Regions from separate parts of the Homo sapiens genome. Here region 1 is linked to region 2. A link is a loop called in an ENCODE intact Hi-C map of the cell type or tissue named here. Cell type or tissue: PC-3. All regions are shown on one strand. Each heading gives the region's core, and the rest is flanking DNA. Links, peaks and the distances in the headings are about the cores only.

What was found. Peaks named below come from ENCODE experiments on the same cell type or tissue, not always from the same donor. Only the 100,000 strongest peaks of a DNase experiment are listed, where the experiment ranks them.
Region 1: a loop joins it to region 2, with 12 times the contacts of the local background. A loop is called at or near these places in 1 of 110 quality-filtered maps.

The regions. Positions count from the first base shown.
Region 1 is chr7:115,613,217-115,624,906 of GRCh38, forward strand. No RefSeq gene overlaps it. Among named protein-coding and RNA genes, the nearest start is that of SNORA25B, 38 kb to the left of the region's middle. In PC-3, for the core only: no CTCF peak of the experiment used is centred there; a DNase peak (open chromatin) is centred at 5,645.
Region 2 is chr7:115,540,009-115,551,698 of GRCh38, forward strand. No RefSeq gene overlaps it. Among named protein-coding and RNA genes, the nearest start is that of SNORA25B, 36 kb to the right of the region's middle. In PC-3, for the core only: no CTCF peak of the experiment used is centred there; no DNase peak of the experiment used is centred there.

The DNA of each region.
Region 1 (11,690 bases), core at 1,886-9,885, 74 kb after region 2:
ATTGTATCCATCAAGACATGGGTACAAAATGTTTTAGTATCATTATTTATAATATCAAAAGAAAAATGAAAACTTCATCTCCAGGATTCAGGTGGCTCTCTTTTCTGGGAAAACCTAAGACAAAAGTCAATGGGATAAAATGTAATTCCGCTCACCGAAAATGGTCCCAGGCTACAAATGCAGCTGCACTTGTCCACTTACCGTCAAAATAGGACAGGAGAGTGCTAGAAGAGCCTCGCAGTGGGTCAATGGTCTTGAAGGACCAAATGTCCATCAAGAGAAGAAAGAATACATAAATTGTAGTATATGGATTCTTTGGATATTATACAGCAGTGAGAATTAACAGACTGTCATTAGATGATTCAAAATTGATGAATCTCAAGTATATAATATTGAATGAAAAAAGAAAGGCACAAAGAAATACAGACTGCAAGCATCCATCCATATAAAGTCCAAAATCATGCAAAGTTAAATAAGTTTTCATTTGGGAACACAGTAATTTGTTGTGTCTTGATTGGGTTTACAAGGAAACAAATTCTGAGGATAATACAAGCCAAAAGTTCACTGGAAAATAATTTCAGAAAAAAGTCTGTAAGGGAGTGAGGGAACCATGATTGGGAGCTCTAGAATTGGGGTGGCCATGGAGAGTGGACCCGAGTTGAAGGAGGTAGTTAATTAAGCCTTTATATCCCACATTAAATGGTATGGACCTTGGACAAGTGCTTCCTTTGGAGTGAAAATTGTGTGAGGCAGTGTCCATCAGCTAAGGGGAATTTCCAGGAAAGTCACATAGCTGTAAGCTATCAGTGGCCAGCATTACTCACAGAGGGAGGAATTAGTGTCTCAGCCTTGGAGAGGGATCTAGTGGACACATCAGAGCACTTGTTTTGTATTGTAAGTTTACCCCATCAGGAAGCCTCATCTCCAGGATTCAGGTGGCTCTCTTTTCTGGGAAAACCTAAGACAACAGTCGATGGGGTACAACGTAGTTCCGCTCACTGAAAATGGTCCCAGGCTACAAATGCTGCTGCACTTGTCCACTTACCATCAAAATAGGACAGGGGAGTGCTAAAGGAACCTTCCAGTGGGTCAACAGGGTAGCATATGTGTTCTTCCCTGCCTCTATCATGCAAAAGAAATCTGACATTTATCTATCGGGGATACCACACCATATGATTATCAATTAAGGGGTACACGACATTTTAGAGGATAAAACCCTTCCTCGCAGATATCATTTGCAAAACAGTACCTTTGCTTTCACTTCACAGGTAATACCATCATTCTGTCAGGTTGGCTGTATATAATAGGACCACTGCATCACATGGTTATTTACCCACTATTACACATTCTTTTGTATTAAGTGGATCCCTTAGTTCAAAGAGATTATGGAATCTCATGTCAGTGGTTCAAACAACCTGTGAGCCCTTATCTAATGCTGTTCACATTATGGGAAAGGCAACTCTATATGCAGAATATACATCAAGTTCACTCTAAATAAATCGCTGCACCTTCCAGTGTGGAAATGTATACCATTGTAATTAACTTGCCACAAGTGGCTTGCTGATTTTCTTGAGGAAACGTGCAACATCAGGGGCACAATATTGGAATTTATTTCTGTTAATAGGTTGAACATCCAGCAGCACGTGAAACTAGATCAGCCTTGGTAAGTGTGAGCCTATATTGTTGACCCCAAGTTCATCTTCCATACCTACTTCCATAGCTACCCCCCTATTGAGCCCTTTGTGCCAGCATTGAGTAATACCAATGGCAGAGGCTAGCTAATTTCAGCTGGCAAGTAATTTTGTCTACTTGATTGTTTAGTTATCTTCTGTGTGCTTACTTAGTACTTTGGCCTGCTTGTGCACAATCTCTAATATTCTATTTCCAACTTAATATTAATTGCTGATGGTCCTTATGATTTTGTGGATCCAACAGAACTGCAGTTTGTGAGGGACAGTTCTGGCTGCATTGATACCCTATGGCCAACTGCTCCAACCTTCCATGGCCCAATAACATTTCTAGAGATATTTTTCAAATGGTTTATAGTTTTCTGATGCAGACAGTTTGCCATTGTTCCAGATCCTATGGGTCTTCATTGTTATTCTCCTATTGGGATTTTTCCATAACGTCCACATGGCAACTTTTCCACCATAGATAACTTTAATAACACAAAGGTCATATGGTCCAAACATAAGGCTGCTTGCACCACAGCCTGGATATGCTGTAAGATACTTTCCTGCTCTAAGCTTCACTCAAAGCAGGCAAACTTCTGTGTTGTTTGATACATGGGTTGGAGCAATATACTCAAGTGTGGAATTTTATGCCTTTAGTACCCAAAGAAGCCTATCAGTCATGGTGCTTTCTTCTTAGCAAGACAAATTGCAAAATTCAATACTTTGTCCTTTATTAGGGAGGTGTCCTGCCATTCCCTCTATCATGGATTCCTAAATACCTTGTTGATGTGGTGGACTCCTTTGTAGGGCTTATTTTCTATCCTTTGAAGTACATATATCTCACCATGGGCCTCCAATATATTTGCCACTTTTTAAAATTGATTTTTTTAACTGATGAGTAAGAATTGTATATATTTCTAGTGCATATATATTGTATATATTTCTAGTGCATATATGTGTGTGTGTGTGTGTGTGTGTATATATATATATATACGTATATATGCATTGTGGAATGGCTAAATCAAGCTATTTAAGATATGCATTACCCCACATACTTACTTTTTTTGAGGGGGGACTTGCCACTTCTCAATCATCAGGTTTAATTAGTATGATGCCCTTGATGTAGTAGACCAACATGATGCTTTATAAGGTGTGGAGACAGTTCAGATCCCTTCTGACTATTTTATAACAGAAGGTGGAATTGTTAGCATAGACTTGGGGCAAGTCTACAAATGGATACTGTTATGGACTCAATTGTGTCCCCCGAAAAGCCTTTTTATTGAGGCCCCAATGTGACTGTATTTGAAGATTGAGTCTTTAAGGAAGTAATTAAGATTAAAGGAGGTCATAGGGTGAGGTCCTAATCCAACAGGGCTGGTGTCCTTACAAGGGGTGCTAGAAGAAAGGCCAGGTGAGGAGACAGTGAGAAAGCAGATATCTACAAGCCAGGAAGAAAGTCCTCACCAAAAACCAGATCTTGGACTGGCATCTGGATCTTGGACTTCCAGCCTCTAGAACTGTGAGAAAATAAATTTCTGCTGTTTAAACCACCAAATCTGTGGTATTTAGTTATGGCAGTGCAAGCAGACTAATACAGATACTATTATCCATGCCACATGAAACTGAACTCTTTTTGGTCTTTTTTCCTGATGGTGATGGAAAAGAATACATTCACCAAATGATGGCTACAAACCATGTAACTGAGACTATGTTAACCTACTACAGCAAATATACCACATACAGCGGCACAGCAGCTGCAATTGAGACTACAGAATACCACATATGACCTAGTTATATTTGAGCTTGCAGTAGCTTTTCTCTGTCGTGGTCCAACTGATTATTGTAGATCAGACTGGTAAATTAAATGAGGTGTAATGATAACCCCCACCCTTCTAGTTCTTAATGAGAGGCATCAATATTTGCCAGTCCCTCAGGAATGTAATATGCTTTTGATGTACTTTCATGGCAAAAGCTGTGGGGTATTGTATTAGTCTATTCTCACACTGCTGGTAAAGACATACCTAAGACTGGGTAATTTACAAAGGAAAGAGGTTTAATTGACTCACAGTTCTATATGGTTGGGGAGGCCTCACAATCCTGGTGAAAGGTGAAGGCGGAGCAAGACACATCTTACATGACAGCAGGCAAGAGAGATTGAGAACCAAGCAAAAGAGGTTATAAAACCATCAGTTCTTGTGAAACTTATTCACTACAATGAGAACAGTATGGGGAAAACCACCCCCATTATTCGATTGTCTCCCACTGGATCCCTTCCACAACATGTGGGAGTTATGGGAGCTACAATTCAAGATGAGATTTGGGTGGGGACATGGCCAAACCATATCAGGTATTGAAGCTTCCAGTTGGCCTTTCTCACTATGATAGCTCTAACCCCACACAGAAGCCAAAGACCCCAAGTGAGGTCTCTGACAAGTACAAAGTCTACCCATGCCAGTTATACATTTGGAGAATTGAGAAATAAACATGGAGTGATTTATACACCTAGTAGACTCATTGTGAGCCAGACAAGGCCAATAGTCTATTAATTTTATTTGCCCTTTATATGTCCCTATTTCAGCAGAGGACTCATTGTGATGCTTGCAATCAATGTCTCTTCAAACCCTGTAACCAACAATCCTCAAAATGTCTTGTTTTCTCATTTCTACAGCGCACAGTTACCACAGTGCACAGGGTCTCTTACGTGGAAAGATTGGGGAAATTATTTCTACACACGTTTGTCATGGGATTGCAGGGTCCTTCTTCCTGGGAATTCAGCTTCTTCAGCCAGTGGATTCTTGGTCTGAGATCTGGCCCAAGTCTGGAAATTGACAAGAGATTGTGCCTGTTTATTGAGGCAGGTTTTTAGCCTCGCAGTCACCTATCCTTGATTTTTTGTTGTTGTTTAAATAAATTAAGCATCATTATTGTTGACTGTTCATAAACATGGCCCCTAGAAACATTAGGCTCTTAAAAAATGTATTAGGCTGTTCTTCCATTGCTATAAAGAAATACTTGGGACTGTATATTTATTTTTTAAAAAAGAGGCTAAAATGGCTTACAGCTCTACAGGGTGTACAGGAAACATGATGCTGGTATTTGTTCAGCTTCTGGGGAGGCTGCAGGAAACTTACAATCATGGCAGAAGGTGAAGGGGAAGCAGGCACATCACATGGTCAGAGCAGGGGCAAAAGAGTAAAGGTGGCGCTGCACACTTTTAAATGATAACATCTCAGGAGAATTCACACACTATTGCGAGGACAGTACCAAGGGGGATGGTGCAAAACCATTCAAGAGAAATCTGTCCCCATGATCAAATCACCCCCTATCAGGCCCCACTTCCAACACTGAGGATTGCATTTCAATATGAGACTGTGTGGGAACATTCCAAACTATCTCAGAGGTTTATACTGTTCAGGTTGCTACTGCAACCTTGCTACACGTTACAATAATTGCACCCAGCTTGCTATTGATGGTGAAGTGCCTATCATCTCACTACTATCAGGAATCACAGTTATGTAACAGTAACTCTCCTGTTAGCCTTGGCCTCTAGAGATTATCCACCAAAACTTCTCAATAATTGTGTTACCCCTCTCACAATCACATTGCTTATTGCTTTGCTACATAGATTGTTCCTTAAGCCCTCCTTTGGAACAGAGTTGGCTGGTGGATTTTCCTGCCCTACATAGTCTATCCCTTCTGACATGCTCCTTTCCATAAACCTTTTGATCCCATCCTTTACCATCTGCCATGGCACTCCTGGCATTTTACTTCACCTAGTGTGGGCCATCACCTGTTTCAGGATTTCAAAAAGAGTCATGCACTCTCCAGAGTTTCTTGCCAGGATGTTATTTCCTGTATCACAAATAATTGCTCTCATTTTGTTAAACTCTTCCTTATCTAACTTTATATTCTACCCTTCACGATTTATTATCCTCAAATTCCATTCCCATGAATACTTTCCTGGCTCCTTCTTGTACATACTGTCTTCTGGCGTACAGTTCCTTTTCTCCCATGGCAGGCCCAGCACTTCCTAGAGAGGAACACAGATGCGAGGTGTCAGGTGACACTCCTGGCAGCAGGGGGAATGAGTGCCTTTTTATTTTTTTAAGTAACAATTATGTTATTTTTACTTTTTTAAATAAAATTATATAATATTATATAATTTAATATATATTTAATAAAATTATATGTAATAAAAATTATATACACACATATTTTATATATATATATATATATATATATATATGGTTTAAAACATGTTGTTGTTATCTACATATCCATAGTGAAACAGTGCCTTTGTCCTGAAAGTTTGATTTGGGTACATACCACAGTATCCACTACATTGCTAAAGCCACTTTAAAAGTAAAGCAAAATAAGAAACAACACAAAATTCAGATATTGGTTACCTCTGTGGATAAAGAGGGGAATATATTTGGGAAGAGCACAATGAGATCCTCAAAGTTATTGATAAGGGTTTTGTCTTTTAAACTGTACATGAGAGAACAGTTGTGTTTTTAAATTATTATTATTCTTTAAACTGAAGGAATACATTTTATACACTGTTGTACATATTATACAACCCACAATAAAAGATAATTAAATAAAATGATTCCTGGCACCAAATCTAATAAAAATAAACAGTTTGAGTCACTGAAGGCAACTCATTTCTTAACTTAGGAAAGGAATGGTGAGAATTTGTTGTATGAAATACATGAATATAAAGAGAAAGTGTTGACTTTAAAGATATGAAGATTTAAATGGTTTCTTTTAATTGTGCAAAAACTCAAGGTGAATTCAGAAATGGAGTGTTCAAACAAATACTCTGACAAGCTCTTCCCATAGCCTTCCCCATCATGGCTGGTAGCAACTCCTTCCTTCCAGTCACTCAGACCAAACAACCTAAAATCATAATCGATTCCTCTCTCTTACACCCCATATTTATTCTATTCTATTAGCTGTATAGTCAGACAGCTATTACCCAGGACTGAGCTACTATCATCTTTTGCCTGGATAATTGCAGTAGCCTCCAAGTAGATCTTCCTGCTTGAACTGTTAAAAAAAAATGCAGTGTACAATTGTTAAAATGACAAAATAAAACTTTATTCAAGTATACCGCAATAGGGAAGAGTGATTGAACTCAACCCTGTTGAAACAAAAGGCAGGAGACTTTGAAAGCACTAGGAGAGCTGGTGGAACAGTAGAGGAGGACATTAGCGGTCAGGTTGTCAATGTGATTAAGCCATCTGTGTTTGCCAATTGAGGCTTATGAAAGTTAGACTCCTACCCTCCCACAGAGACTGGGAAATAGGGACACGATCTTTCTTGATGATTAGAGTTCAAAGAGATGGCTCCAAGGTCCTTGAGAAAGACATTCCTGGGTTGTGAAATTGGCAAGAGGCTGCGAGAATATTTACATCTCAAAGAAGCAGAGAAAGCATTCATAATTGCAAGTTTTCTGAAGTAATTGCTGTAAGAAAAAGGACAAGAGGCTGTCGTTAGAAAGAAACCTATATAAAGTTTAGTCAAGCTGAGGGAACCATTAGGATTTTCTTGGTCACTACTGTTGCACTCACAGTCTCTTCTCAACATAGCAACCTGACTGATCTTTTTAAAATATATCTTAGATCATGTTACTCCACTGCTCACAACTCTCCAATGGTGTCCTCTTTGCCTGGAATGTTTTTTTCTCTGGATTTCCATGTGACAGACTTTCTCACTTTTTACTTATTTTAACATAACATTCTCACCCCAACCCATCTCATACTACCAAATTACCAATTGCCTTTTATCTGATCTATTTTATCTTATACTTTAGCATATATCACCTAAAATATGGTGTCATTTTCCCAGTATGCTTATTGTTCACTGTGTGTCTCTAATCCCTGGAATGTTAGCTGTGTGTTGGGGCTCAAAAATGATACCCCAGAGTACAGCACTTTGGCGTGCTGTGTACTTTGAACTGAAGGATATTGGCAACGCCTCAGAAGCAAAGTCTTTTTCAGACCTCCTGCTTTCTTTTTCCTGCTCCCTTACTCTCCCAAGGCAGATAACTAGAATGCCTCTTTCCCAAGGTGGATCATAGAAACTGGAAATATTACTTTAGACTTTCTCCACCTTTTTGTGTATAGGAATGGGATGTAAAGAATCTCTGACCTACCATGTCTGAAAGGTCATAAGATCCTCATTCCAGAAGGGGCCCTGTCTTCTACCATGGAGCAAGGAAAGCCACACAGAGAGACCAAGAAGAAACTAAAACAGGGAGGCCTTGCTGGGTTTTCCCACTTTGTCTATTATGTAAGATTATTCCCTTTTTATTCAATCACATTTATATACAGCTATCCATTCTTCCTCAAACCTAAGCATAAAAATAGAGAGTTTTTTCTTAAATCTTTGGCTCTTCATTTCTGAAGGCTCCCATGTCACATAAAACTTCAATTAAATACCTATTTTTTGCTTTTCTTTCATTAACCTGCCTTTTGTTATAGGAGTGTCAGTTGTCACCTTTATGATGAAGAGGAAAGTAATCACATCCACTTCATTCCTACAACTGCATGAGAGTGAAGGTCTTAGTTTTGTTTCTTAATGTATCCTATATGCACCCAGGACAGTGCCTGGCACATGGTATGTACTGAATAAATATTTGGTGACTGAGTTATCCCTGACCCACACTGCAGAAGGAAAAAAAAAAAGCGAACGTAATTTCCTTCAGAACACAGCAACATTAACATTATCTGTTCTCATTTAGAAATTGAACATTTTTCTACATAAGAAATTAAATTCAAATATTAGTAATTGAGTATGCAAGTGGTCCACGTCACTAAACCAGAAGCTTATGTTTGTGTTATAAAAATGGGAAGACAAAATGTTCAGTTATGGAGAAATGCTCATCCTAAATGTACAAATGATTGCCTAAAGGTAGTGAGCTTCTACCTAAAAACCAAATACTTTGTTTCTGTGGTTTTCCTTGATTTTGCTTTTACTACCCATCCCACCTTCCTCAAAGGCTATGTTTAACCTGGAATTGAAGAAGAATTTTCCTGACTGGGTGTTTTACTAAATTGAATATATTAGTTAATTACTCTACTTTACACTTAGCTAAACTAGGCCTAAGCGAATACTAATATTTCCTGCACAATCTAGCACAATTAAAATAAGAAACCAATAAATGTTTTTATTTGAAGACCTAAATATTACTTTTCACTAATTTAGCCATTTCATATTTAGTTCAAATCATAAATAATATGTAGGGATTTCATGCTTTTTGAAAATAAGTTTTCTGCAAATGCACCATGTTGAGATGCTCAGATAGAGCTATAAATATATTTTAATTCTAAAGTACGGACCCTTGCTATTTCGAGGCCAGGTCTCTAATTAGTTGCATTTTAAAGTTTTAAGATATGTATGTGTACTAATGTGCACTTAGGGTTTCATCATTACTGTTAATATCATTTCACAAGTGTCCTAAGTTGCATTTTGAACATGGGCCTCAAGAGATGAAAAAGCTAGTATAATAATCCACTGTACACTGCAGTCCTTTCCAAATTCATATCACAGTTTCTCATTTAAATGACCTTTTTTTGAAATGATAGAAGGATGAAGCTTCTTTCCAGGCAATTACAGGGATACAATCTTATTTTTGCATGGCAAAATTATTTTAATTACAAAGTCATAATGTTATCATTACATATGATAGTGATAGCCAATGGTGTCCCTAGATATAATGTGAGTTTAAATATTTCTGCATTACTTTGAATAAGCATAATGAAGTAAAAATCTAGGTGAAATACTTGTTTTAGTTTGTGTTGTGTTTTGCATAAATGCAGGAATCAACAAAAATCGTAAAATAATGTTTTAATAAAAGTAACCATAACATAGGAATGATTATAAAGATCCTACAAGTGAATTTTTGCTAAGAGCTGAAAATCATGTTGGAGTACTGTACTTTCATGAAATTAAAAACTTATAGTAGTAAAATGATCAGGAGGCATTTAAGATCCCAAAAGACCAGTGTTTATGGCATGTACATTGAGTTTGGCAGAAATAGGAGTTGTCACAAGGGTACCTTAGCTTGTCTCATCTACTTTCCCTTGGAAATTACATTTCTATCTTCCTTTGGCACTTAAAAATGTTGAAAATGTTCAATGACTTAATTTAATGAATGCAATATATTGAAAAAATGTAAAGGAACTCTGCTCGCCTTTTCCAATATGATTAATATTTTATTTTTAAGAAAAGCAAATTAAAGAAAAATCCCCAACCTAAGGTCAACAGTGCCTGTTTAAGGGAACTATCTTATTCTATTCTCTTCAATGCACTGTCTTTTTCAGAATATTAATGGGGGAAAGAGTGACAAGAATGACTTAGACGTACATGTCAGGAGAAAGGGTCAGCTCTTGGCAGTAGGATGTTAATTCACATCCATTAATGAAATTTATCCTCCTTACTGTCTCTCCCTCTCTCTTTCTCATACACTGTCTCTCTCTCTTCCTCTTTTAAATAAAAAAGTCTTTTTTTTTTTTTTTTTTTTTTTGAGAGAGAGAGAACATCATGGACTTTTCACAGGAGCTGAGCAGGGCCACAGGGGCAGGCCAAGGTAAGAGACTGACAATCTTCAGGTGATTAAGGAGACTCAAAGGCTAGGTAGACCTACAAAATGAATAACTATGGACCCAGAACCATGCCATAAGGCTCAATGGCTTGTGATTTGCAAGTTGATAAGACAAGAAGATTAATAATGCTGCATGATAATGGCTGCTCCCTCTCAGCTGGGGAGATGGTAATGATCTGATATTGCTGTAGGAGCAGTTCAGCGTGCTGCAGAGAGGAGGGTGCAAATTCACTCATCCCAATTGGCCCTGAGGATATAGAGATTTTGAAAAATGGGAATGCAGTTACAATTTTAATTAGATATAAAGTTTTTAATAATTTTGCTGAAATGAGGACTTCAAAGAACATATTTTGCAGCATTCAGGCCCATAACTCCTGAGTGACAGTTTTGGTTAATTTGCAAGTTTTCAGATCAAACTTTGCCCCTGGCTCCATGCTGAGGGTAAAGTAAAATGTCAATTTCTTTCCTCAGTGATCTCAAGCATCTTATTTAGGCAGGTGTGCTGAATTCTCTTATTCTGTAGACGTTAGCTGAACAAAACTACTCATTAAAATATATGCTTAGGAAAAAAATTAGCAGCATAAATAAAATCAGTAGTAATAAAGAGAATCAATCAGCAAGAAAAATGTACAGCAATATACAACATAAAATTTTAAAGAAGAATCAGGGTATTATTGTATATAAAAGGTGATTAAATGTTAGCATATGATTATGCTGTCATTGCATATTATTATCAAAGAATGTTTAATTTATACACTTTAAAATTAGAGGTAGCTGTGCAAAAAGATATTATTTTTTTCTCCTCCAGACCATATTTTTCTTTTGCCTACTGAATTCAATATAGGTTTGTGATTCGGAATTGTGGTCCTGAATTAATTACATTAGATGTCTAAAGTACATTAGTTTTTTGGCAGTCTACAAGGTAGTAGTAATAGGGAATGATGTTGTCAGTCAATTGAAAGGCATCATTCGGCTTCTGCCATCTCCATTTTACTTTTCACTTCTTCCCATAGTTTGGGGAACAGCCTGCCAAAAGACTACTGTAACAAGCACCTTCTTGAAAAGCTGTTTAAAACAAAGAGTGAAATTTATTAAAAAAGCAAGCAAGGCAATATAATTGCGTGTCATTTTATATTAAATTGATTACTGAGTTTTTTGAGGCCTGAACTTGTGATCTACTTACACTTTATAAAATCTTGTGTGTGTATATTTGTGCTGTGTTGAATTGGAACATTTCTGAAAATGTTTCTTTTTTCATTAAAACCTGATATCCATGAACTCCGTGCAAGGTTAGACTCAGGATTTCTCATGTATTTGCCACCAAGCAATGAGCCTTTTAATCCAGAAATTATAGAAGTTGACTGACCAAGACTGCCAGAGCATTTATAAGTGGAAGTTTTGATGAGCTT
Region 2 (11,690 bases), core at 1,508-9,507:
TAAAATTTAGTTTTGCAGGATGAATAAGTTCTTGTGATCTAATGCACAACATAGTGACTGTAATTAGTAATACTGTGTTGTATACTTAGAATTCGCTAAAAAAGTAGGTATTAAATATTCTCACCACACACATACACCCAAAAAACTATGCAAAGTGGTGAATATGTTAATTACCTTAACTGCAGTGAGCATTTTACATGTATACATATATCAAAACATCACCTTGTACACTTTAAATATGTAAAATTTTAATTTATCAATTATACCTCAAAAAGGCTGGGAAAATAAAAATGTATACATGCACCAGATTAAAAACATTGACAAGAACATTCCAAAGTCACTCCAGGACCAAGGCTCGTCATGACTAAAGTATCTGTGTGAGATGAATTATCTGGCAAAAGGCAAGAAGCCAGGGATTTCTGTTTGTTTTTATTTCATATTTCAATATAAGTGGGTAGATACTTACCAATATTTAACAACAGTCTAGGGCAAGAGGGAGTTCTGATTTATAACATTTGCCCGTTTCCTGTTTTTATGGTATATGAACTATAGACCATTTCAAGATATCCATGTGACGTCTTGGAATATAGTTTGGAAGAGACGTGCTTGATCAGTTCTCCCTAACCAATATGAGCTGGCTCCAGTACATCATTGACCATAAAGGAAGAAAAGTGATCAGAAGTAAAACTTTGACTGTGGTTGGTCCCAGCATTTAAATTAACATCAAAGCTATTTCTCTTGCAATATTGTATAGAAATTGTTGCTAACTGGACCACTTCAATTTTCACTTAAGACCTTAGAGCTGTCTCACATTAGAATAACTATTCAATCATAAGATCTCCTAGGCCACATCCTTCTGTGTTTTAGTGTAGCCCTGAACTACACCAGTTTCCCATTTTCAGTATACATAAAAGAAAGCATCGTTCTGAGATGTTTATTGAGATCCTTGTCTAAGTTATCAAGAAAACCACATTTATTGGTACTGCTTCTCTTCTTCAGGGCAGGTCAAGGAAAGATGCTCAAGGCTTCAGTTGATCTTTATTCAGATCTTCCTCCGACCTTTTCAAATATAGATGCCACACTTTTTCAGAAGGGCAGGTTTCTTATTCCTCTGCATTCCAGTACTATAGATCCTCGACAGTATGAGTGACCTGACTTTGCTGAAAGGTCAGAAGGAAGCATTGTTCTATGATTTCCCTATCACCGCTTTGAAAACTCAGTGTACTCAGTATGGATTCTCTACTAGTTTAAGTGAGCTTGAGATAATTCAGGTTACTTTTTGATATATTTTCTGATTGCCAAGAGCTATTTACTCAGAACTGACAGGTCAGGGGCTCCTGGATCCTTTGCAAACATAAGTATATATTTGAATCATCATGGGTTCCTAGCCTGGGCCACTGACAAAACAGTCTTCATAGGGCAGAGAACAATAGAGTTGCATGTTGTATTCTTGTCTCAAGTACCATTGTAGCATTTTGCATCTACTGAAATAAAATATCCAAAGGACTAAGCCAATACTTTACTATTAAATTTCACAGTGCCCTAGACATATATTTAGTTACGGATCAGACCAACTTAGCAAAGTGTAATTGGTTATCCACAAGTCTGGTTCTGATGTGAGGCACTGGCACTCCACATTCTTGAAATACAACATAGAATTGCCTGTTGAACTTTTCAAAGATCATGGGTGATTAGAAAAACCGTCCTCTACTGACATGTGGAGAAAGTGACAATGCAGGAAAGCATCAGCTCTTGATTAGAAAGGCATGATCCTCCCTTTCCTTCTCATTTTCATACTTTCACACCATCTTCCCATGTAACACAGCTTCAAAACGGTCACTCAGGGACTGGCTTCTAGATTTTTCTGTATTGAATTTGACAGTTGAGGCTTAATGATAAGTAACCTGCCTGCAGCAGAAATAACTTTATCTTGTGCAATATGGTAAGCCCTGGTGGTAGAAGGAGTGAGAGAGACAGTATTCATTAAATAACTTTATGTAAATATATTGCAGCATGGGTACCACAATAACACACCACACTTACAATGCTGCAGCATCTAACACTCACTCCAGCTAGTCCCACTTTTTTTTTAATCCATAAGAAATGCTACCTAACAAACTAGAAAGAGAAGATAAAATGTTTTTAAAAATCTGAATGCATTCGTGTCAATTTACCATCCTCTAAAAGCTGACCCTGAGACAAGGATTCAGGTGCAAGTGAATTGGGAGGTGATCCCAGGAAGCAGAGTGAAAGAATAAAGAAGTGAGAAAGAAAGGAAAGAGGGCCATAAAGAGGGTGTGTTAATGGGTAGGTTATCACTGTAGGCAACAGGACTTCAATCCTCCTGGGAATCTTCAGAGACACAATGGAAGCACACCTCCTAGGTAGAAGATTGCTGGGATACTTAGCCACCTCCCTTCTCCCTTTGGCTGATGGTGGCTCTTGTACACTTTAAAAACGAGACACTTTGGGCCTGCCCTGTACTCCAAGTGAACATGAGCTCAGGCAGAAAGAGACACTGTTGCTTAAGGTAGGAAGACATTGATGTATGCAATAACTGTGCATCAAAGCTGCAGGCAAACCCTGGGCTGAAGTAATCTGACGGAAACTGACAGTATCTACTACAACACACCTCCTTCAAGCATGGCTGAGATGCAGCAGCCAGAAATGAAAAAACAAGAAATAAGGCATTAAAAAACAAGAACCATGTGCAGAAAGGAGATGGTGGCAGATACTGAGTAATCCATAGAAACCCACTCTGCCCTCTTTTCCCTCTTGTTGCTCCTCTCTTTTCAGAAAATGTCCTGAACTCACACTGACTGCCCATAGACCTGCAGTCACACAGGCCCACAAGTACTACTAGCTTCTCCATTCCCCAGTCCGAGTCTTCCTCTCTTCTTATCAAAATTAAACTGACCTGCCCTTTTGTCCATTTTCTCAATACTTTCTACTTTCAAAAGTAACCTACTATTGCCAGCTAAACTCTTGTGTATCATAAGTTTGTTGATTAATATGTTATCTCACCCAAGGATATTTATAATTTGTCAGTAGACCAATGGCTATTTTATGAATTAAGGTATAATTAATGGTATACTTCTAGATAAAATGGTGGGTTGGTGGTAGAAGAATTCGGAGAGATAAGGACATTCTTAATTACCGATGATATCTGTTCCCCTAAAAGGTGAGAAATATGCCCCCATTTGGAAGTTCACATTGACTAATATTATTTTGAAATCACTGAGGAGTTCAGCTTTAATTATCCCTATTTATTATTTAACTTAGTTGTCCCCAACATATTTTACAAAAGAACTATTTAAACAATGTTGAACCTATTTTATTATCTTTAAATATAATATTTGACATTTTCAAACAAGTACATGCTGCAAATTTACATATATAACATATATAAATACAATAATATATTGTATACATCATATATGTATACAAAAATAATAAATATATATGTATATATAGAATAATAAATAAAATACCTGTGAACCTACTGCACAACCCATGAATGACAAATTTACCAATAACTTTGCATGCAGCTATATGCTCTTCCCTATACCCCTCCCTACCTCTCCCCCAGAAGTAAATAACTCCATCCTGAATTTTTCCTGTATCATTACTTTGCTTTTTAAAAAATGGCTTTTATCACAGACGACTGGTGAATAAACAATACACTGGCTAATTTTGTTTGTTTTTGAGATTCATGAAAACATTATATGTGGTATTATGGGACTTGTGACTTTATAAATTTTATTTTTCAATGTTATATTCTTAAGAGTAATTTTTATGTTTAGATGTAACATGTAGCTGCAGAGCATTTCTTTTCACTGCTGTGTAAAATTCCATTATAAATATATTTTAATTTATTTATTTAGTCTCCTATTTACTTACATTTGTATCATTTCCTCATTTTGATATTAAGAATAATATTCATATAAAATATTCTTGTATCTGTTTTTTGGTGTACCTGTGCAAGAATATGTACCTAAATATGCAGGTGATGATGTATGTACTGAGATATAACAAAATATGAAAATGTTCAACTTTACAAAATCATCACCATTCTTTGCAGAAGGTGGTGGAAATGAGCCAGACTGGCTGTCCTTTATGCAGCATGCTAAGTTCCACCAGAACGCAGGAGTCAGATTTTGGCATTATAAGCAACCTCCAAAAACAGAAGAAAGTAACCACCTAAAGCAAAGTCAGTGTTCAAGCTCATTCATATTCAGGTATTCTGCAAGGAAACAAACAACAAACAAACAAACAGGTATTAAATAAAGCAAAACAGAAATCAACAGGAAAATATTATTTTTCCTTTCAAAAGGATACCCTTCAGGAAAAGATAGACAAATGTGCTACACTTCCACAAACTCTCCTGGGATTCTTCCATGTCCCTTTCTGCCAGCTTTTGGGTGATTTGGAGTTCAGCAAATGCACAAATAGGTCATGTGCAACCTTTAAATAGCTGAAGACAGCTAGATGTGCCAGCCCTGTTGGAGATATCATTGGAAAGCCTGCCACAGTTGACAAATAATAGAGATTTTTTGGGGGGACAACAGTGGGTTCTATGGATGTCAGAATTTTCTGGGGGGACAACCTCGTCTTCAGTAGTGGTTCTACTGCCGTGGTGGGTTTAAGTATGAATCCAGTAGGTTATAGAAGAGACAGCTGCCTGTGCTTAATTGACTACTTCAGTCCCAATGTTTTCCTTGAGATGTAATAATTTCAAATAGGCATATATTCATATAACAAGTATACTGGGTATGTGATTAACTTGTATCATTTCATAAAATTTGTTCCATATTGTTGTTGCTTTGCCAGTATAGCTTAAGTGGTCCACTGTCCTGAACAAATATCTAAGCCATTTATGTGCCCTATTAATTTGCACAAAAGCATCTATTTTTTATCAATATTGGGATGATGCTCTATGGCCAGGACAACTACCTGAAATTAGCCTACTGTGAAAAACGTCGACTGCTGTAAGATATCAGTAGTTTATTATATGTATGGCATATGGCATTCCTTGAGATTTTCCCATGTCGAAGAGACACTCTTTCAGTCATAGCAAGTCTTATAGGCTCCCAGTAAGCCAGAAGGTGGGAAAGGAGTAAGGGAGGTTATCTATGGGAATAAGGGTCTGTGCATATAATTTGCTAAGATATTAGTGATGCTTTATTTTTCTATTACACAATGCAAAATTTGGGAGGCTTATCTCATCTAATGGATGTTTAGTGCAAAGAGCACCCACTATGGAAAGAGACTGTCAGGTCACTATGGAAAGAGACTGTCAGGTCAGAGTCAGATAAGCGAGGTTGCTGATCAGCCCAGATGCCAAGGATAACTAATACAGTCTAATTGCCAAAGGCTTCTGTAACTTGTGAGATTGCTGTAAGCCACCTATAATTTCATGGGGTACAGAAGGAGAGAAGGAGCTCCAATGCAGGGGCTGCTTTATTTTTACCTAAACTTCTTCCAGGGTTTCTTCTTGTAGGGATCTCCTCTCAAATTTGACAGCTTATTTGGTGATTTGGTATAGGAGCTTTACATTCTTAGTTGTGGAGCATACTGTTTCTAAATCCACAGACGTCCATCTAAGGTTGAGCTTTATTCTAAGTTCATATATATATATATATATATATATATATATATATATATATATATCTGCTGTTTTATCTGCTGTTTAAAGTTTTTCATTTTCTAGGTATAATCTTTTTGTTTGTTTGTTTGTTTTGGAATCTATCACTTTAAGTCCTGATAGGTCTTGTTTCATGCTCATCTTTGTTAGCGCATTTTTTTGTTTCTTTAATCATTTCATATGTAATTATATAAGTTCCCTGATAATTCCAATATTAGTATTCCTTAGTGTCTAAAACTTTTGTTTATTTTTTTAAACCATTTCATATTATAGTTGGCCTCCTTATGTGCTTGATGATCTTCATTAGTAAGCGTATTACTCAATGTTTATCTGCCCTGTGGGCCTAAATTTTAAGAACTTTCCTCCAAAAAGTATTTTCTTTTGTGGGTGACTGGGAGAGATACCCATTTGGAATCACTTCAGTTCTCTCCATATTTTGCAAGGGAATACATGCCCCAACTTCTTCACTGCACCAGAGGAGACCCACTGTCTTAATAGCAATGTCCATCTTTATAGCCTCAGCTCCAATCCATCAATATGGTTCCAGATCACTGTTAGTGTGTACATGTGTATGAGAGGGCCAGGGAGGTCCTGAAAACATTCTCCACATCTTAAAAATCTAGCCATATGTCCTAGAATACCTTACGCGTAATATAGTTGCTTTACAGTGGAAGAATCCATTAGAGCATTCGGTTGGCCAGGTGCAGAGGCCCATGCCTGTAATCACAGCACTTTGGGAGGCCAAGGTGGGCAGGTCACTTGAGCCAGGAGTTCGAGACCAGCCTAGCCAACATGGTGAAACCCCGTCTCTACTAAAAATACAAAAATTAGCCAGGCGTGGTGGCTCACATCTGTAATCCCAGCTATTCGGGAGGCTGAGACAGAAGAATCACTTGATCCCAGGAGGCAGAGGTTGCAGTGAACCGAGATTGCACTACTGCACTCCAGCCTGCGCTACAGATTAAGATTCCATCAAAAAAAAAAAAAAAAAGGCCATTCAATTAGCCAGAACAGAAACTGTTCAGTAGTAGCATAATTAATATACATTGGTATGTTTGGAATATTTGTGATTCAAGGTACAGAACTTGGGAACTAACAAAATGTCCAAAACCCTAGATTTCAGAAGACTTAGGTTTAATCCTTTTAACCACTCTCTATTATGATTTAATGTGTTACTCTATATTAATTCCTCTATTAAGTAAATATCTATGCATATATGTTATCTCAGGCTCAATATTCTCTTCTAACAACCTGTTTTATCTTGAGTAAATAGCAACTAGAAAAAGTAACATGTTTGAGTTTCAAACTTAAACAATTTTTTTTTCTGATGATTTAGAATAAAGTGACCACAAGTGAGTAGTTGAAGGGACAAAATGACTAATAGCTTGGAAAATCTATAAAGTAAATAGAGAGTTTTCTGTCTTTTTTTTGATGAATCTGATATGTTATTAACCATTTAAGATTTCTTAAATGACTTTAAAAACAGCTATCTCCTCTTCTACCAGGTGTCTTCCTTGATTTACATATGACTAACTCAGAAAATACATAGAGATATTTTATGTTCACTATATAACTGATGCAGAGTTGTGAATAAGCCAGGAATATACACTCTCTTTTCTGGAAGAAAATGTATGAATTTCCTCTTTTGATCAATTCTAATGCTTTATTTTTGAGTCACTGTGTTTATTTAAAATTACTTATACATTGAATTAGTATGTAACTCAATGATTTTTCTCAACCTTTGAGAATATTGTGATTTTGAAGATATCTAATTGAAGGCAACATTGTAATTTGAATTCTGCAATCCAGACTTTTCTAAGAAATATATAGTCACAGGAAAGAATCTACAGGTTTAGCTGTAAAAATTGTAAATTTTTTCCTTAAATTTTTTTGGTTGGCATTTAACTCTGTATATCTGATGTTTATTTGTATGAACATATAACTAACTTCTTTATATTTAAATGACCATATAAATATGCTGCAACTATAGATAGATATTGTTTCAAGTTTTAGTTATTAAAATCATACCAAAATGAATACTGGAAAATATATCCTTGCTCACTTAGACAAACTATCCATAAAAAAATTCTTAAAAGCAAAACACTGGATTAAAGGGTAAATTAAGATCTTTTCAAAGAAATTGCACAGATTACCTTCTCCCTTATAGTTTCTGGGATTGCCTCCTTCCTATATCTTTGCCCACACTGTTACCAAATTCAGTTTTTGCCATTCTAGTGGTTGTGAGATGTGATGACAATTTTGTTCTTCTATTCTATGTTCCTCACCCATTCCTTATCTCTGTCCTCTACTTTGAAAACTTATGCTGAATTTTGGATCTTCTGGATAAAACCTCCAAATCTTTTAACATTTATCTCATATTTTTTTATTTGACTTTTGCTCCAACTCTAAAGCATTTCTTTAAGTTTCTTACTCAAATCACTTTTTTTAGAAATTTTTTTCATTAGGTTGGTTATTCAGTAGTTTGTTGATTTTTCTTTTTTCATTTTGCAATCATATTTTAAATTCTCAGAGACTAATTTTGTCCCCTGATTAACACTTTTATTATAGCAGCTTGTGGAACACTTTCTCAAATCTAAGGATACGAATTCCCAGTAATACCTCTATTTGTTGTTAGTGATCCTTCCCTTTCAAGCTAAATGTCTGCTGATGCATAGTTGTAGATTCATATTTGTAGATGAAGAACCAGGTTGATTAGTATAATTAGCTGGCATTCATTCCCCCAAAGATGAGCAGTCAGTTCTCTAAAACACCTGTTCCTTTGAATGGAAGTTGGGAGCAGGGAAGGGAGGAGGAGGCATGCTGGCTGTAATGTCTGTGTTATTGTACAAACTGGGCCAGTCAGTAGGCTTTGCTTGGGATTTATGAGAGTTGGGCGGGTTAGCAGGTGGGGATCCATCCCAAAGCCAACATTTGGTAAGGTTTCCCATGTAGGTGGAGGTGCTTTTGCTTCTTGGACAGATAGATGCTCCCTCTTCTCCCCTCCCAATTCTTCATGGAGGTAGTAAGGATCTAAGTGAAACTGTCCACTTTCTTTCCCCACTCTAATCACCTCCTCTAATAAGGAGGTCTCCCTTCTCAGCTCATTTTGATTTTTTTACTTATTAGTTTTAGTTTTTACAAGAGTGCTTATGAAAGTGGACCTTCTCCTGAATATTAACCTATAAGGAGGGGATGGGATCAAAGGATCTTGCTGGTCCCATGCCCTGATGGCTGCCCCATTGCCCACTAATGTTCTTTTTTTTTCCTCTGGAAAAAAAAAAAAACCACAACAATTTAAACTATTTTACTGAGGTATAATTCACATGCCATAAAAATCTTTCGCTGACTCTAGGTTTAGCATTTCTCCTAGACTCTTGAGAAGTCCATACCCATCCTTGGGGTTTTGAACAGTACCATTTCTTCTTATTTTCCCCCCTCATTTACAATCTATCTTCCAAGCTTTTCTTAAACTTTCTGGCCCATAGCTGCCTTCTTTTTTATTTCCTATGTGCATCCTAGTTTCATTCCCTAAAAAAGTTCATGTTGTGTTATGTTATTTTAATGGAAACTTTGGAGGAAAGGAAGGTATAGCCATGGGCTTTTATCTATTTCCTTCCCAGTTTCATGTTTTTACAACATAAGGTAACTTATTATTGCATCTTTGACATGTATATTTTACAACTAGGGGACATAGACCACATATCCACTGAAAATATAATTGGTTGATGAAGAAGACTACAAGAATTTGCCTGCTCCCCTATTTTGGACAGAAAATGAGAAGTCTCTGAAGAGATGATACTTACAGAATAATTTGTTAAAAGATACTTACGGAATAATTTGTTAAAAGTAACACGTGTTGTTATCACACAAGAACCCTATACAGAAAGCACCAATAATTATATGATATTTTGACTCTAGAAAGCACACAAAAAAACTTACTTGATTGATTTAGATATGACTTAGATATATATATAAATAATATATATATAATATATAAATAATATATATAATATATATTAATATATTTATATATAATATATATATAAATAATAGATATATATATAAAAGCTGGTGTGTGTGTGTGTGTGTATGCTGGTGTATGTGTGTGTATACATATATATGCAGTTGTATTTCAATACAAACATGGTTTTAGGTTCTATTACAATATATATTTATGGTCTCGCTATTCCATGGCTTTCTATACTTCTCATGTAATACATTCTGTGGCAGTCTCACATTAAACCATCTACCAGAAGGATTGACATTAGTTATGGGATAGAGTAGTTGCAGCTCTTTAGACATATAACTACTGTGCCATTTTGATGTAATTCTGTATAAATTTCAAACATTTCTATTTAACATAATCAAGTGGTATGAAATCTTCTTTTTAAATGGCAAGTATACAGTACTAGCTCAATTGGCACTTAGCAACGGTCCTTTTACAATATGCACAATAGCTTCCAGCAGGGAGTTTTTTAAGGACCATCCTTTGAGAGCACAAACTCACACATGTACAATCAGTAGACATCAAGGTTCTATCTCCAGCGCCCCTTGAGATGTTATTTAGCTAATGTACAAATGTTACAGCTAAGCTGTTAAGCCTGAAAAATAGAACACACAGCTGTATGCAGGTACACTCATTTTTCATTCTCTTGGCTAATATCTTCATATTCTAATTCTACATAAAATAATATCTGGAATTATTTGGGATAATTTTTAGAGCATAAGCATTTTTATCTTTTCAATATGCTAGGAGCATTTGTGAGTATAATTTTTCATAGTAGCAGAGCACTGTGAAGTGGATATGAACTGAAAGAAGTTGCTTGATTATATAATACTCAGTTTTTCTGTCAGATTATAATTATGCCATAGGCTGCTGACACTTTTCATTGTAACAAAGGACATACAATTCAGTATTATTTGACTCTACAGCACACCCCTGGGAGATGGGGACCGGGTCTTATTCACTGCAGCATCTCAGTGCACTTGGTGCCTGCCACATAGCTGATACTCAATAATTATTGGAATGCATAAATTAATAAATGAACGTGGAAAATAAATTTAAAATAAACCAGGTATTATTTTATATATTATATACAAAAGCTAAATTGATTGACACTATGCTTTTTATATTAAGAAAAAAAGACATTATACATTTTTCAGAGCACACACTACCGTATTTCTATCATATTTCTATTTTCTCCACTTACATAATAAATCAGTATTAGATATATCTAGAACATTAAGGTTACAGTAGGCCCAACTGAAAATTTCTAACAGGATTTCATTATCACATTTTTTTATCCTGTTCGAAGTTTATTCTGATGCAGCTTTCAAAACATGAACAGAATAATTAGCAGAGTGCTGTGCTGAAAATGTACCCAAAAGGATCACTGTTTTCAATCTCATTTCAATCCAGACTCCTCTTCACTGTGCCCCATCTCTTAGCCTATGCTGACAACTACTTGCCATTTCCATCTCCATGAGTTTACTTCATGGTACCACTGAGGTTATACGAAAGAAAGAAGGGAACACAGGGTGTCCTTGACGGTCCAAACCCACCTTTCCCCACTGTAGTTTGCACCTGTTAATTGACAAGCCTTGCATTGTGTAAGCTGATGTATGAGGTTGCTGTTTTCTCTTTATCACAGTTGTGTGTTTTTGAGTAATCGTGGAATCCTGAAGTGAGAAGATGAAGTTATTAAGTTGGAACAGCAACATCATACTTCTTTCTTTTGTTATGTTTTTCAAATTCCATTATCAAATTTTGTTATAAAAATCTCTTGATTTGAATGTCTCTAGACAAATGTTAGTGTCTCTTTTTCTCCTTTGACTTCTTCATCCTGTCCTGACCATAGTCTATAATGTCATGGTGACATTAATTTGTGGCAGGTGGGAATTTAGAAAATGGTTAATCAACCTCCTCCCATTTGACTGACTCAAAACTGAAGTTAAAGTTTGTGTCTAGTTTAGATTACAATAATGGTAGCAGATCTTTTGGCTTCAGGCCACTGTTTACACTTTCTTCCAAAATTGCTACAGAAAA